Regions from separate parts of the Homo sapiens genome. Here region 2 is linked to region 1. The links are chromatin loops, found by intact Hi-C in ENCODE. Cell type or tissue: Caco-2. All regions are shown on one strand.

Region 1 (8,000 bases):
AGTTGCAGACCATTGTCCACCACTCTGTGGAGGGTGCTATAGTGTTGCTGGCTTTGGTGGAAAGAATGCAGCTCTGAAGCAGCCTCCCAGGCAGCAAACGTAGGCATGGGAAAAGGATCTGGCCTCTTGTTTTCAAAAAAACATTTCAGGTTCCTCTCGCTCAGCTTGTTGGCATAGTCCAGAAATGTATTTTCCAACTGCTCCTTCTCCTTTTGTGCATATGTCTTCCAAAAACTCAGCTGAAGGTAGCTAACTTTAGATCGGCAGCGAGCATAACATGTGGTGAGCAGAGAGAAGAAAGACGCTGAACAAATCAGGCACCATCCTAGAATCTTAAGAAGAAAGAAATATTGAGTACACACGTGAAAGCAAAGCCATTTAGGGAGCTGGGGTATTATTGAGAAGTGTATAGCTAAATTATTACCACAGTCTTTGACATACCTCATTTGAAATCATTCATCTTAATTTTTAAACACTTTAAACTCACTTTTTGAATTTATTAGGTAAACTCAAAATAAAGTTAGGGTTTACCTAATCTCTATTCTCCTCCCCAACATTGCTGGTGCAAAGAAATAACCAGAAGGCAGGCAGATAGAAAAGAGTACAAAGTATAGATTACATAAGACTTACAGAAATCAAGCTCAAATAGTATTAGCTCTGATAGGAAAATATTCTGTGCATAAGTAAATGTGGTCATTTGAGTAAATGACCAGCTCTTCAGCCAGGCATTTTTAGGCATTGATAAATGTATATACATGGCTAGAGACTAATTTTTTTCTGTCATTACTTACTGTCCATGGAAAAGGGAGACAGACGATACAATCAGGAAGCTGAAGCTATAAGAATTTAAAGGCTGAGAAAAAATTAGGATCATTAAAACCTTGAAAATGATTTGTCTTGATTTTTGGTAATTAGAAAAAACAAACTCTTTCCTGAATATGAAATGGTTCAGCTTTTCTCCCCTGGATCTTAAAAGCAGAAGTTTAAATAGCTTAAATTATCTTCTAACTTTTTTGGCTCTAACTCTGTTTTCACAATTGAAATTAATTTTATGTTTGGAAAACTAACATCTTTTTCAAAGTGTCTCTTGACATTTAGTTTAAATGATCCTTAATATTCTTTAGCAGATGAGCCTATTTGAAAATAGAAATAATAATCTACAAATGAACCCATTCAGACCATAACAAAACCACAAATAAGCTTTAAATCAGTGGTTCCCAACCTTTGACTCAGATATAGAGTGTTTGTGAAGGGTCTCAACCTCTGCACCAATGCCAACTCTGGACTGGCACTACTCAGGTTTAAATCTAAACTTTCCCCTTACTATGCGTATTCTTTTTATCTCAGTTTCTTCACTTGTGAAACGAGGGTTACTCACCTTGAAGGGTAATTTGATGGACCTAATGAAATGATACTGGACACATGTATTCATTAAGTTTTAGCTAATATTATATGCTGCTATTCTTCAAATATATATACACTTATGTAAATGTGTTACTGAACTCATAATATCTTTCTGTACTTATAATTAATGAGTGAGGCACAACTACCATCAAGTGAAAGTCCCTGAATGGATTGTGGTTGGCTACCTTATATGTTCCTCCTTCCTTCATCGTCTGTCTTCCTCTTTTTCCACAGCTGAGGCTTCTGTACGCCATCTCATCTCAGTACCTGAGCCAGTTCCAGCTGAATTATAAACTATTCCATCAGCTTCAGGTCCCCTTCCCCCTTTCACATGACGTTTGCATTGACCGATGCTTTCCCTCAATTCACAGTACCCAGAGTCAAACTAGAGCTTGGTGGATGCTTCCATACCAGCCCTCAAAAGTGTCTTATTTTGCATATGTCCTCCCCCAAACCATGGCAGTTTTCCTCATTGACTTGGAACAAATACTGTGTACCAGAAGCTTTATGCCCATTTGTATCTATCATCTCTAAATCTTCCGACAACTCTCCAAAGTAAGTGATATTACCACTAACTATGAGAAAACTGGGACTCAAAGAGGTCGAACCACTAGTTCTAGGTCACATAGCTGGTGATTGGTAGCATCAGCATACAAACCCAACGCCAGACAATTCCAAGACTGAGCTCTTTCCACTACTCCATTCTATCTTCCTTAAGAATAGAGAGTCATCCAGCTAGATTTTTTATCTGCCCCACCCATGGATGAATGTTCTTTTCCGCCTCCAGGCACATGTACACCTATTGTTGGTCTGGACTATATGCTGCCTCCTGCCTATCTGAACCTCTGTAGTCAGCACCTGCTATTGATACAAGTTCTCTTGCCCACATTCCTTATGCATCTTCCCACAGGAATCAGCCCCAGGTCCTTCTCATTCTGATGAAGAATCAGCAGGTCAGTGTGCTCAGCCTAAGCTATGACATGATGTGCAAGATTTCCTTGTACCTGTGTTTAGAGAGGAGAAGCTCACACAATGATAAGTGTTTGGGCCTGCCACTGACTGAATGGAGCCTGGTGACTGAGGACATACACCATAAATCAATCATTCTGTCATAAGAGTTGTAAGTTATACCCTTCTTCAATAAAAGACACAAGACATTTGGGAGCCTGATATGTTTTATCTAAGATGTGCTTTATGCATTAAAGAAAAGATTTTGTTTTGGAGTATTTTTTGACTTATCAATTTATGAAGAGTATGACTTTACTGCCAACCAGCTTTGGAGTGTATGATTTTAAAAACAGATTTTGCCTTGATTTGTTGTTACCAAGGCAAATCCTTGTCGAAAAAGTAAAATAATGCTATTTCTGTGCCTTTATTCTGAAACAGATAGCATTCCTGACAATTTGTGGATCTGCTTATCAACTCTTACCACTTGTTTTGCTTTTGGGAATGCAATTCTTACTACCTATAAATGGGAAGTTAGTCCTTCCTAAGGCTGTACATCTGGATTTGTGTTCATGTGCCTGGAGGAATGACAGGCTACTTCCCTGCATCAATTAGGTAAAGATATGATTTCCTTCTGTTAAATAAAACAATGCCCAAATCTTGAGCTTCTGAAGTAATTAAGAACCCCTTTAGCTGTACAGCACAAAGAGTATAAAACATAATCTCCCTAGAGAGTACAGTCACTTTTTCACAGAAGGCTATTTAAAAACTGCTGATTCCTACCATACAAGGAAAATTCTTCTCAATCTTGACAATATTTATACACAGAGATAGCAGTTGCCAGAAATCATTCAAGAGAATCTCCACACTAATTATATTACATGCAACTTTGAAAAGTAATAACTCATTTCATTCAGCTACATTTTAATAGATGAATAATACATGTGTGTGTTTGAGAAAACAACTTGAATGTAAATAATTGATAGAAGGCAGTAATTTCTAATTACAGCTCTGCCATTAACACTCAATTTATGATTTAGTGTTAGGCATTATTTATTTACAGACCCAGAGAGACTGTTTTAAAGTACTTAAGTATTTATATGTGGACAATCCAGTGGATATTTTCTTTTCAGAACCGGAAAAGAGATAATCCAGTCAGCAACTTTATTGAGCCACCCAGCCTTTCAAAAGCTTTTCCTGAGATAGTCTCAATGCTGCATCATGTTTCAGTTTCCATTTAGTTTCAAAATATTCTGACAGGACACAGACAGCCCTGGCTGAAAGGAGCACAGAGAGAATACTTCGAGCTCATGCTGAGAGAAAAAGGCGAGTTTGTCTTTTCTTACCTGAGACTGGGCCTGAAGGGAGAGTTTCAGTTCTTCATTGACGGTAGGTAGCATGCTAGTTTTGCCACAAGATACTTTGTGAAGTTCTTCCCAGCACTCTTTGGGCTTACCCTTGCAAATCAGTTCCAGGAGTCCTGAACTTCTCGTCCCGCTCATGGCACATTCATAGAAAGTTCCATTGAGCAGAGCCACAGAAAGCCACATCACTGGAGCCACCAATGAGCTCAGAGTGATCTGGCCGAGGACGTAGAAGAAACGGCAGCTGTGGCCTCTGGGAAAGATTTTCCTGGGATTCACACAGCAGCCTGTGAAGAGTCTCCACGACCTATTGTTCAGAAAGAATCCCAGGATCAGTAACACCCAGGCAGGAGCAAAGAGGAAAACCAGCCCATAGGTCATATTCTCAGTGCTGCAGGGGCACTTAAAAGCCACAACAGAAAAGAGACGCTCACTTCCCACGGTCAGCAGAGCCATGAAGCTGTAGCCAATAACAGTTTTCTGATTAAGGAAGAATTTTAAAATGCCCTGAAAAGCATCCATGTTGGAGATGCACAGAGGGAAAATGCTGTGCCTTTGTTATTGGCAGAGCAGCTGTGGCAGTGGCCGAGGGTGGAGCTCTTTCTTCATCAGAAACAACAGTCCTTCTCAGACTGAATTGAGCCAGATAAGGAAACAATGTCATTCCTTAGGAATGAATATTTCTCAACATGTTTAGATAATGCCTCCTACTGGTGGAAATTGGGCTGTGATACTGCAGCCTAAATGCTGAGAATAAATTCAAAGTGCACGGGCTCCATTTTAACCTTCTTTCCATGTGGTTTGGATTGAAAATCAGAAAAGAAATTCTCACTCATACAAATAATAGTCTAGGAATTTTCCAGTGTAAGGAATCAACATTAACAGAAAGAGGTTTCAGCCGACAAATCAAATCTCCAAACCTAGAATTTTATGAATGTTTTTCTCTTCCTATGACTTGAGATTTGGAAGACAGGGATTTGCTGTCTTTTTTCATATATATAAAAACATATGAAAATTATATATATATATATATATCAATAGCTTTTGGAGCACAAGTGGGTTTTGGTTACATGGATGAAATATACATATAAATATACATATATATATATATACATATATATATGAGATTTTAGTGCACCCATCACCGGATATGTATGTGTACCCAATATGTATTTTTTTATCCCTCACCCCCTTCCCACTCTCCCTCTTTCTGAGTCTCCAAAGTCCATTATACCACTCCATATGCCTTTACGTACCCATAGCTTAATTTCCACTTATAAGTGAGAACTACAGTTTTTGGTTTTCTATTTCCGAGTTACTTCGCTTGGAATAACGCCTCTAGCTCCATCAAGTTGCTGCAAAAGACATTATTTCATTCTTTTTTATGACTGAGTAGTATTCCATGGTATATATACACCACAGTTTCTTTATCTATTCATCAGTTGATGGGTACTTAGATTGGTTTCATATCTTTGCAATTGTGAATTGTGTTGCAATAAATATACATGTGCAGGTGTTTTTTTTTAATATATAATGACTTCTTTTTCTTTGGATAGATACCCAGTAGTGGGATTGCTGGACTGAATAGTAGATCTACTTTTAGTACTTAAAGTTCTTTCTTTAAGAATGAAAGAAAGGTGCCGTGGTTCATGTCTGTAATCCTAGCATTTTGGGAGGTCGAGGCAGGTGGATTGCTTGAGCCAAGGAGTACGAGACCAGCCTAGGCAACATGGTGAATCTCCCTCTCTACAAAAAAATACCAAAAAAAAATTAGCCAGGCTCGGTGGCATGCACCTGTAGTCCCAGCTACTCAGGAGGCAGAGATGGGAGGATCGCTTGAGCCCAGGAGGCTGAGGTTGTGGTGAGCCAAATCATGCCACTGCATTCCAGTCTGGGTGACAGAGCAAGACCCTGTCTCATAAATAAATACATAGAAGGAAAGAAAGAAATCTCCATACTGTTTTTTATAGAGGTTGTACTAATTTACATTCCTACCAGCATTCTACAAGCATTCTGTTTTCACAAAATTCATACCAATATCTATTGTTATTGCCTTTTTAGTAATAGCCATTATTACTGGAATAAGGTGGTATCTCATTGTGGTTTTAGTTTACATTTCCCTAATGATTAGTATGTTGAGCATTTTTTCATATGTTTGTTGTCCATTTGTATATCTTCTTTTGAGAAATGTCTATTGATGTCATTTGCTCACTTTTTGATGGGATTATTTGTTTTCTTCTTGCTGATTTGTTTGAGTTCCTTATAGATACTGGATATTAGTCCTTTGTCAGATGCATAGTTTACAAATATCTTCTCCCATTTTGTGGGTTGCCTGTTTACTCTGATGTTTATTTCTTTTGCTGTGCAGAAGCTTTTTAGTTTAATTAGGTCCCATTTATTTATTTTTGGTTTTGTTGCATTTGCTTTTTGGGTCTTAGTCATAAATTCCTTGCCTAGGCCAATGTCCAGAAGAGTTTTTATTACGTTTTCTTCTAGAAATTTTATGGTTTCACATCTTAGATATAAGCGTTTGATCCATCTTGAGTTTATTTTTGTATATGGTGAGTGACAGGGATCCAGTTTCATTCCTGTACATGTTGCTATCCTGTTTTCCAAGCACCTTTTAATGGATACAGTGTCCTTTCCCCAGTTTATGTTTTTGTATGCTTTGTCAAAGATCAATTGGTTCTGAGTTCTCTATTCTGTTCCATTGGTCTATGTATCTACTTTTGTACCAGTGCTATGCTGTTTTGATAACTATACCTTTGTAGTATAATTTGAAGTCAGGTAATGTGATGCCTCCAGATTTATTCTTTTTACTTAGTATTGCTTTGGCTGTTGGGGCTCTTTTTTTGGTTCCATATAAATTTTAGGATTGTTTTTTCTAATTCTGTGAAAAATTATGTTGGTATTTTGATAGGAATTGCACTGAATCTGTAGATTGCTTTGGGAAGTATGGTTATTTTCACAATATTGATTCTTCCAATCCAGGAGCATGGCATATATTTCCCTGTGTTTGTGTCATCTATGACTTCTTTCAGCTGCATTTTATAGTTCTCCTTATAGAGATCTTCCACCTCTTCGATTAAGTATATTCATCGGTGGGTTTTTTTTTTTTTTTTTTTTTACAACTCTTATAAAAGGGATTGAGTTCTTGATTTGGCTCTCAGCTTGGTTGTTGTTGGTGTATAGCAGGGCTACTGATTTGGGTACATTAGTTTTGTAAACTAAGACTTTACTAAATTCATTTATCAAATCTAGTAGTCTTTTGGAGGAGTCTTTAGGTTTTTCTAGATATATGATTATCCTGACAAATGGAGATAGTTTGACTTCCTCTTTTCTAATTTGGATGCCCTTTATTTCTTTCTCTTGCCTGATTGCTATGGATGGGATTTCTATTAATAGCACTGTGTTGAATAGAAGTGGTGAAAGTAGGCATCCCTGTCTTGTTCCACTTCTTAGGGGAAATGCCTTCAACTTTCCCCCTTTCATTTTTTATCTTCCTAAACTGGCTAGTGTTAGAGATCAAATTTTAGGATTTGGGATATGTGCATTTTACATGGGAAAGTTTAGGGAGAGTTTGAGTTTTGAAGGAAAGTCAAAATGAGAAGAGTCCTCATCATTTCTTTCCTAGGCTTACTATAATAGTAACCTTTTGATTAGTATCTCAGCCCTTGACCTCATGCTCACTCCCATCCATAACCCTAAATCCATTCTCTATGCTGACAAGAAAAGGATCCTTCTAAAACTGAAATTGAATTCTGCATTAGCCAGTTCACACCTTTGGGGCTCACAACTGCTCACAAGTTGATAGATGTAGAGATTCCCTGAACCCCATCATGGTATTTTATGCTCATGACATGTTCCCACTACCTAGAATGTCTTTGTCACTTACCTCCAGACCCCTAGTCTTGTCTACCTGGCAAACATTCAGTCAATAGATGCCCATTCTATAATTTGTCTTGCAAATGGCTATTGAACTCCCACTGTGTGCCAGGTACTGTGCCAGACTGGCAGTGCTCAAGAAATTTCTGTTGAATAAATGAAGAATGAATAAGGAATCTCCTAGTCCTTCTGATTATAAGTAATTTAAGAAAATTGCTTCCATTTCTCTCCTACACAGCTCTTAATTTTAAAAATTAATTAATTTCTGCACTTGAAAGATGGCAACATATCAAGCTGACAAAATTTCATTAATAAACTTCAAAGTCCAGGCCTGTGTATTTTGTGAAAAGAAATTGCCTTGGACTAGGAGCCAAGGAATTAAGTTATAGCATGGTCTTGGCA
Region 2 (8,000 bases), 65 kb after region 1:
TTTACTTTTAGATTTATTTTAAAAGTTAAAAAAAAAAAAGTTCACCTCCTATCTTGGAAGCAATGAACCAATCTTGAATAAGTTTCATTCACAGGTAGATTCAGAGCTTGACGATCTGTGACTCTACTTTGGCATGATACCTGACCTCCTCTGGTAGTGCCAGGCACCTGCAGTACTTACCTGATTAAGGTAATTTAAGTTTGGCTGCTAATAACACTCTCTGGCTCTCCTCCAGACTCCCTGACTATTCATCCAAGCCTCCTTCATAGGCTCTCCCTCCTCCTCCCAACCATTAATATTGGTACTCACTAAAATTGGGTACTTTCCACATACACACCCTGAATAATCTCCTCTTGGCACCACCACAGACTAGACATGTGACCTTAAGCAAGGTAGTAGATCTCTCTGTGCCTCAGTTATCTGTAATATGAAAATAATATTATCTGCCTCATTGGGTTGTTGTGAAAATTAAGAGTTGAAACATACAACATTCTTCTAATAGTGCCTGGCACATAGCAAATGCTCAAAAGTGTTGGTAATGATATTATTCTCTTTTCCTAGGGCTTCAACAACCAACTCTGTGTTAACATTTCCAAATATTCATCTCCCTTTCCTAAGTTCTACATGGGCATTTTTAACTGCCTAGAAGATATCTTCACTTATTTGTTTAGCAATCATTTCAAACATAATATAGAACTCAGCTTATGTTACAACTTATTTTTCCTGAATTTTGATGTCAGATAAGGATATTAATCTTTCAAGCTAGAAAACTCAGGGTCACTGGTGATGCCACTCCATTTCTTGTGCAGCTTAAGTCTGCTTCAGGTCCACCCCTCAGTGTGGACCTCTCCTCTCCAACCTCACTGAATGTGGTCCACATTCTCATTACATCACCTCACTGCAGTTTATGCCACTCAGTCCTGTCAGAGTTAACTTCCTGAAAAATGAATATGTCATTTGTTGTTGGTGGGGATGAAAAATGGTGCAGCCACTTTGGAAGGCAGTTTGGCAGTTTCTTACAATACTAAAATACTCTTACGATATGATCCAGCAATCATGCTCTTTGGTATCTATCCAATTGATACCAATTGATATTTCAATTGAGTTGAAAACTTATGCCCACACGAAAACTTGCAAATGGATGTTTATAGCAGCTTTACTTGTAATTGCCAAAAGTTAGAAGCAACCAAGATGTCCATCAGTAGGTGAATGGATAAATGGTAAATAAACTATCGCACATCCAGACAATGGAGTATTGTTCAATGCTAAAGAGAAATGAGCTATCAAGCCATGAAGAGACATGAAAGAAACAAATGCATATTACTAAGTGAAAGAAGCCAATCTGAAAAGGCTACATACTGTATAATTACAACTATTCTGGAAAAGGCAAAACTCTAAAGACAGTAAAATAATCAGTGTTTGCCTGAAGTTGTGGGGCAAGAGGAATCAACAAGCAGAACCTAGAGGATTTTCAGGGCAGTGAAACTAATCTGGATACTATAATGGTGGACAAATGTCATTACACATCTGTCCAAACATGTAGAATGTACATAAGAGTGAACCCTAATATAAACTGTGGACTTTGGGTGATTATCATGTGTCAATGTAGGTTTATCAGTTGCAACAAACATATCACTCTGGTGGGATGTGTTGATAATGGGGGAGGATATGAATGTGTGGGAGCAGGAGGTATGTGGGAAATCGCTATACCCTTCTCTGAATTTTGCTATGAACCTAAAACTGCACATAGGAAAATAAAATCTTTTAAAAAGTGAATTTGAGTATACCCTAGAGACTGTTATGCACCATGTGAATGGGATACAGAGTACAAAAGCTCATATTGTTCATAATTGCTATTTTTAAAAAGCTGGTATAAAAGAACTGGTAATAAACATAAAAACTGATCAAATAAACATAAGAATGATTTTAAAAACCAAAGAAAAATATACAACAGACAAGATAAACTGTGAAATAGTCAAACAAGAAAATACTATATAGCAAAGTAAATAAATAAATATCAACAAGGATGAATCTTTAAAACAAAACATTGAGCAATAAAACTTAAACACAAAGAATATGTTCAGTATTATTCCATTTATAAAAAGTTCAGAACTAGTCTAAATAGACTGTCTTTTCTGAGTATGTATACATAAGTGAAAAAACTAAGGAACAACAAAGAAGTGATTAAGAATCAGGACAGTGGTTATCATTTTTGGGGCTTCCATGACATATGACTGGGGAGGAGATGAAGGGTTTTCACAATGTTATATGTTACAGAGGTGTTTACAATTATGCTTTATACACTATATCTGTTTTAATGTTTTAGTATTTTTTCCTCATTAAGGATTATATTTCTTAATTTTTATGGCAAGAGAAAGACAGCAATCCAATTACATTATTTTCCAACTGAAAACCTCCAATACTTCCAGTTTTCCAGAGGACAACTTCCATATCCCTACATTGGCACAGAAGCTTGTCCCAGACTTGCTCCACACATCTCCACCCCACTTCATCCCATGCACCCCGGTTTCCAGCACCACTGACCCCCTTACTTTTCCTGTGCATACACATCACAGTCTTCCTCAATACCATGCCTTCTCACTTGTTTTTCTTTCTTCCTTAAATGACATTTCTGTTTTTCACCTGGCAAACTACTCTCTTCCTTTAATACTCAGTCTGATGTAACTTCTTCATTCAAGTCATCTTCAAAACCCCCAGAGTTAGCATTTCTATTTTTTTTGCTCTCACACCATTTAAAAAGAAATAACTGTGCAATAGTTCTTGACATGCCTATTGCAACATTCCTTTCCAGGGATCTGTCTCTCCTACTATGGTGGGAGCTCCCAGGGATCCAGGGCCTCTTCTCATTCATCATTGCTTCCCTCAGTAGAGTCAGCTGCTCTCTGACCACAACTCTCTTTCCACACACGAAGTAGACCTCACTACATTGTATATTATCTTTATCTACTTACAGAGCTGTCTCAAGCTATGTTGTGCAATTTTATGAGAATTAAAAATGAGATAGTATGAAAAACCCAGCACAGTGTTTAGAATATTTTAGTTTCAGTTACATTTTTTAAAAGGTTTTTTTAAAAAGTAGTGACTCAGAAATGTGCTAGAGGGTGCTGATTCACTGTTTTGTTATAGACGATGGTACTCAGGTTGTTAACATTTGACTTGCTCATCTAACCAGGAGCCAAAGAAATAATCAGATTTTTAGTAAGCAAAATATCAGCCATTTTTATTTAATAAATAAATTAATACATTTCAAGTGTTTGTGTCTATAGTTGACTTGAAATTATTTTGGGGAAGAATAAGACAACAACCAGATTGATGGCTGACGGCATGATGTTGCTTGTTTTAGTCCCTGTTTGTATATATCCCCCAATCCCCCAACCTAAGGTTTGTCCGACAAGCAGTGAAAACTCAAAGCAGGCAGTGTTGATTTTGGCAGTGCCCCAACTTTCCTTAAAGTAAAGAAATGCCAAACAAAGTGTTTCCTCAACTGTCAAATGGGAAGGCTGAACTAGATCATCTTTGGGGTCCCTTTCAATTCTAACATGCTATAATACATACTTCTAGTTCGTTAAAAAAAAGAAACAGGCATGACCTCTTTAAAAACCACACACATACATACATTCGACCAAGAACTGACAAAATTCAATGAAAAGTAAACCAAAAAAAATTTTAAATCTGCCTTAACAGAAAAAAAAAAAAAGAAGAAAAACCAAACTGGAGTTCCATTTATTCCTTCCATGTAAAGCTGGGTTTAAAAAAGCAATATGAGTGACAAATGATTGACTGCTTGAAAGATGTATTGATTGTGAGATATTTTCTAGTTTCTTCTGTATCTCCACATCTTCTGTTAATAATTATTCTAGCTAAATCTTCTCTTCTTTAGGAGAGGATGATAAAGTAGGTTTATGTTATATAAAGCATTGGTCAGCTGATTGAAAGCGTTTTACAATGACTCCATTCACTTCAACCACCTGAAAAACCACAAACATTTATGACAGTCTTAAAAGTCCAGGAAACAATACTAAATTAAGAGATGGAGACTGCAGATAAATATATTAGTAAATAATTTGCTTTTATGTTTATGAAGCTCAATCAAAGTGACTCACAGTTTGGGTGCAAGATGAGAGTAGACACAAAAAGCAGAAGTCTGGTTTTGCAACTGATTATTTTATGATGTCTGTAGGCTGTGCTGCAGGATCCTAAACTATGACAAATAGTTATAGTAATTTCTAAAATGTGAGGATGTTCAGTAGTCTTTTTTTTTTTTTTTTTTTTTGAGATAGGACCTGACTCTGTGCCCAGGCTGGAGTGCAGAGGCCTGATCTTGGCTCACTGCAACCTCTGCCTCCTGGGACTCAAGCAATCTTCCCACCTCAGCCTCCACAGCAGCTGGCACTACAGGCGTGCACCACCACACCCAGCTAATTTTTGTATTTTTAGAAGAGACAGGGTTTCACCATGTTGCCCAGGCTGGTCTTGAATTCCTGGGCTTAAGCTATCCGCCACCTCAGCCCCACAAAGTATGGGATTACAGGTGTGAGGTACATCACCTGGCCCAGTAGTCTATCTTTAACAAAGATAATCTACTTTGACAATTTTTTTGCTTGTTCACTTAAGTTTCATGAGATTAAAGGCAAACAATTATGGTGAAAGTTTAATAGTTTTGATGTAACTATGCTTATAACTCAGTATTTTTAATGATTATAATGTAGCATTTTGAGCACTCTAAATAATTAAAATTCAAGTTTAGACATTGTTTTATTTTGAGTTTTATGCTCTAATCCATAATTACTGTTGGCTGTATGTCTCTGGTCACAGTTCTTAGCCTCTCTGAACCTAGCTTCCTAATTTATAAGATGGGGCTGTAGCTATTATTTTCCTTACAGTATGCAGATGCGTACAAATTTCTTCAAACTTTGCTAGGCTTCAGTAAGACTGCTATTATCATTGCTATCTAGTAAGCTTTAGCATAATAATGGCGTAAACTTGGACTAGGCAATGTTTTTATGAATTTTAGCACATTTTATAAAATAAGCCTGCATGTGGGCTCATTGCATACCATTTAAGAAACAAAACTTCTTTTACAGAATTATATTCTTTCATTCCCTACTTCTTCCTCTGACATCCAAATAATTTTTTTAATTAAAAATGACCTATCTTCAGTAGTGAATTCACGAAGGTCCTCTCATCATCCATAAGACTCTTAAAACATGCACTAGGCAACAGGTGCCATGGTTGACTCTCCACGTGTGCAGGTGTCGCAGAAAAGCCAGCTGAATAACCAACCCTCCCAACCACACTGCTTGCCCACACCCTTGACACCCACACCACATTGTCCTATGTTCTCTAGGAAGTCTGCTTTGCTGGCATGGCTATGCTTTCTCGATTGCACAGTGTCATGAACTCACAAGGCATTCTTATGGGCAATGGCTGAAGTTTAGCAACAGTCTGCTGATTACTGGTGGTTTACAACATCTCACACAAATGGTGTGTTATTTTAAGTTGTGCTTTGGAATCTGGGCTCTCGATCCCACTTGGGACCACCCTGTGTTTAGCAATCATATAAGCAGCTGCTTGCTTACCTTGTTAACATCTGTCTTTCACATGTACCCTGTCCTGGAGATTGAATTTTAGGCCTCCACATAGCTCAGAGGTGACAGTGTTGAAACAGCTCTAGGATCTAGCTGGAGCATCTCTCAGGGCCACAGTTCACAGCTAACTGAGAGGTTAGTGATGTTAGCTCATTATAAGAACTATGTTCTATCTTATCTCATTCAGGCTGCTATAACAAAAACACCATAGACTAGGTGGCTTACAAACAACAGAAATTTATTTACCACAGTTCTGGGGACAGGGAAATCCAAGATCAAAGCACAACAGATGTGGTATCTGGTGAGGACTCACTTCCTGGTTTACAGATGGCCATCTTTTCACTGTAGCCTCACATGTTGGAAGGGACAAGGGACCTCTCTGGGGTATCTTTTATAAGGATACTACTCCCATTCACGAGGGCTCCACCTTCATAACCTAATCACTTTCCAAAGGCCCCACATCCTAATACTATCACATTAAGGATTAGGTTTCAACATATTAATTTTGAGAGGAGGCAAACATTCAGTCTGCAGCAAGCTCAATGTTAAGGTCTTCTGGGACCACAGTCTTCTGTACTCCATTCAGTCATTAATCCACCAATTTATTTATTCATTCAGGCAGTCAGTCAATTCATCAAGCATTTTTTGAATACCAAATTTTTCTGAATGCATTTTTTGAATGCCAGGCACTGTGTAAGAACCATGTATATACAACGAGCAAGAGACACAATCCCTGCCCTAAAGGATTGTAGTCCAGTGACTTTGTGTCTTCTAAGAGTGAGCCACCTAAGGGCAGTGTTCAGTAATAGCAATCAGTTTTCAGTTGTTATTGCAATTGATATTTCAACTGTGATAAAAAATTCTGTGAATTAATCTTTCAAAAGAATCACGTCTCCCTTTCATCAGTCCTTTTTGTATCAAAAAATACGGAGGTTTGAATATATAGAGTGCTCTAAGAATTCTCTTCAGAACTCTACTAAATGACCTGGATCCATTCTTTTGTCAGTAAAACAAATACCTTCAAGAGAGGAGTAAAGGAGTTTAGAAATCAAGATTATCAAGGAGACAATAAACAGAAATTCCTTTTATTTTACTGGAGGTCTCTGATCCTGGACAAAAATGGTAAACAGCAGAGACTGAAAAGTACAAAGTAAGGAAAACTGACAAGATGTTTGCTTTACACAGAAAGGTACTTCTAGTGTCCTGTTATTACCATTTCTTTGGAAGAAAAAGGAAGTGCCTAGACCATTGAAAACGTTTTTTTGTTCAGAAAAGAATTCCTAAATAAATACTAAACACACTTCTCATTATTTAATTTGGAATGTGCTGGGCTGACTGAATGTTTTTAGAAGCTCTTTTCTTAAGAAATTCTACTGAAATCATAGGGACATTCTTTGATAAAGACTTCCCCATAACAAATTTCTAGAGATATGCAGAAGGAGCAGCACTTTTACTTTTCTGATTTAGAAAGTACTCCAACTGCCTGCATTAATCACAATGCTTATATAATTGAAACTATTTCTTTTTTAAATTAAATGGAGTGAGGAAAAGAGACCCTCCTGCCCTGGAGCCTGGTCTACTTTTCCAGTCTAATTTTCTATCACCCGCCACTACATACACACCCTGTACTCCAGTTATACCATTCTATGTGAAGTCCCTGAACAAGGCAAGCTGAAAACACAAATGGCAGAAATATTTGAACAATTTCCTGGGCTTATTAAGGGATAGCCAGGGTGACGGCAGCAGAGCCATGGCAGGCAACCATGCTCTTCTTATATTAAATAAGACTCAGACATATATACCATTAGGGATCCTTGACTCATTATCTTTCTGATCAATACTTCCACAAAATATTCATTCCTTTGGCCACACATTTTGCCTGTGGGCTAGGAGTTAAACATTCCCTCTCCAGACTTATTCAAGGAGCTAATTGTCTTCTACCCAGACTATGGAAATGGTCTCCTAACCTCTTCCCCATTGGGTCCACTCTCTACACTGAAGCTAAAATTGCCTTTCTAAAATGCAAATCTGATTATTTAAAAAGAAAATTCTTTAATGGCTTGCCATTGCTTGCAGCGATTTCTAAGCAGAGGGTACCCCCTCCCTGCCCCACCTCACCCCAGGGAGTAAACATATGGAATATGGGGGGCATATCAGAGCCATCTCAGGGATTTTTCAAAGTTTCACATACACACAGGTATATGTGGCATCATCAACACCCCTCACCCATGTCCCTTTTGCTCCCATACACATTTCCTATCCCATGAAAATCGCTGCCATGCTTGTTGAGTGATGGGTGTTATGTTGTAGCCCTCAGTTATGCTGAGGCATAAAAATGGTTGAGCAGCCTCATGGCAGAATAAAGTCCAGATTCCTTAGCATGTCCTACAA

What was found. Hi-C counts contacts between places; a loop is a spot of excess contacts. Peaks named below come from ENCODE experiments on the same cell type or tissue, not always from the same donor. Only the 100,000 strongest peaks of a DNase experiment are listed, where the experiment ranks them.
Region 2: a loop joins it to region 1, with 5 times the contacts of the local background. A loop is called at or near these places in 7 of 110 quality-filtered maps.

Annotation. Positions count from the first base shown.
Region 1 is chr6:116,507,932-116,515,931 of GRCh38, reverse strand. All of the region lies in intron 3 of TRAPPC3L (trafficking protein particle complex subunit 3L), which reads left to right. It overlaps CALHM5 (calcium homeostasis modulator family member 5), which reads right to left and starts at 4,293. Exons shown (of 2, transcript NM_153711.5): 1 at 3,696-4,293; 2 at 1-332. The coding sequence starts at 4,235. RefSeq lists an enhancer at 4,001-4,582. In Caco-2, a CTCF peak has its summit at 4,393 (motif pointing left); a DNase peak (open chromatin) is centred at 4,311.
Region 2 is chr6:116,442,688-116,450,687 of GRCh38, reverse strand. DSE (dermatan sulfate epimerase) reads right to left here. Exons shown (of 6, transcript NM_013352.4): 6 at 5,827-8,000. Among named protein-coding and RNA genes, the nearest start is that of CALHM6, 15 kb to the left of the region's middle. In Caco-2, a CTCF peak has its summit at 6,369; no DNase peak of the experiment used is centred here.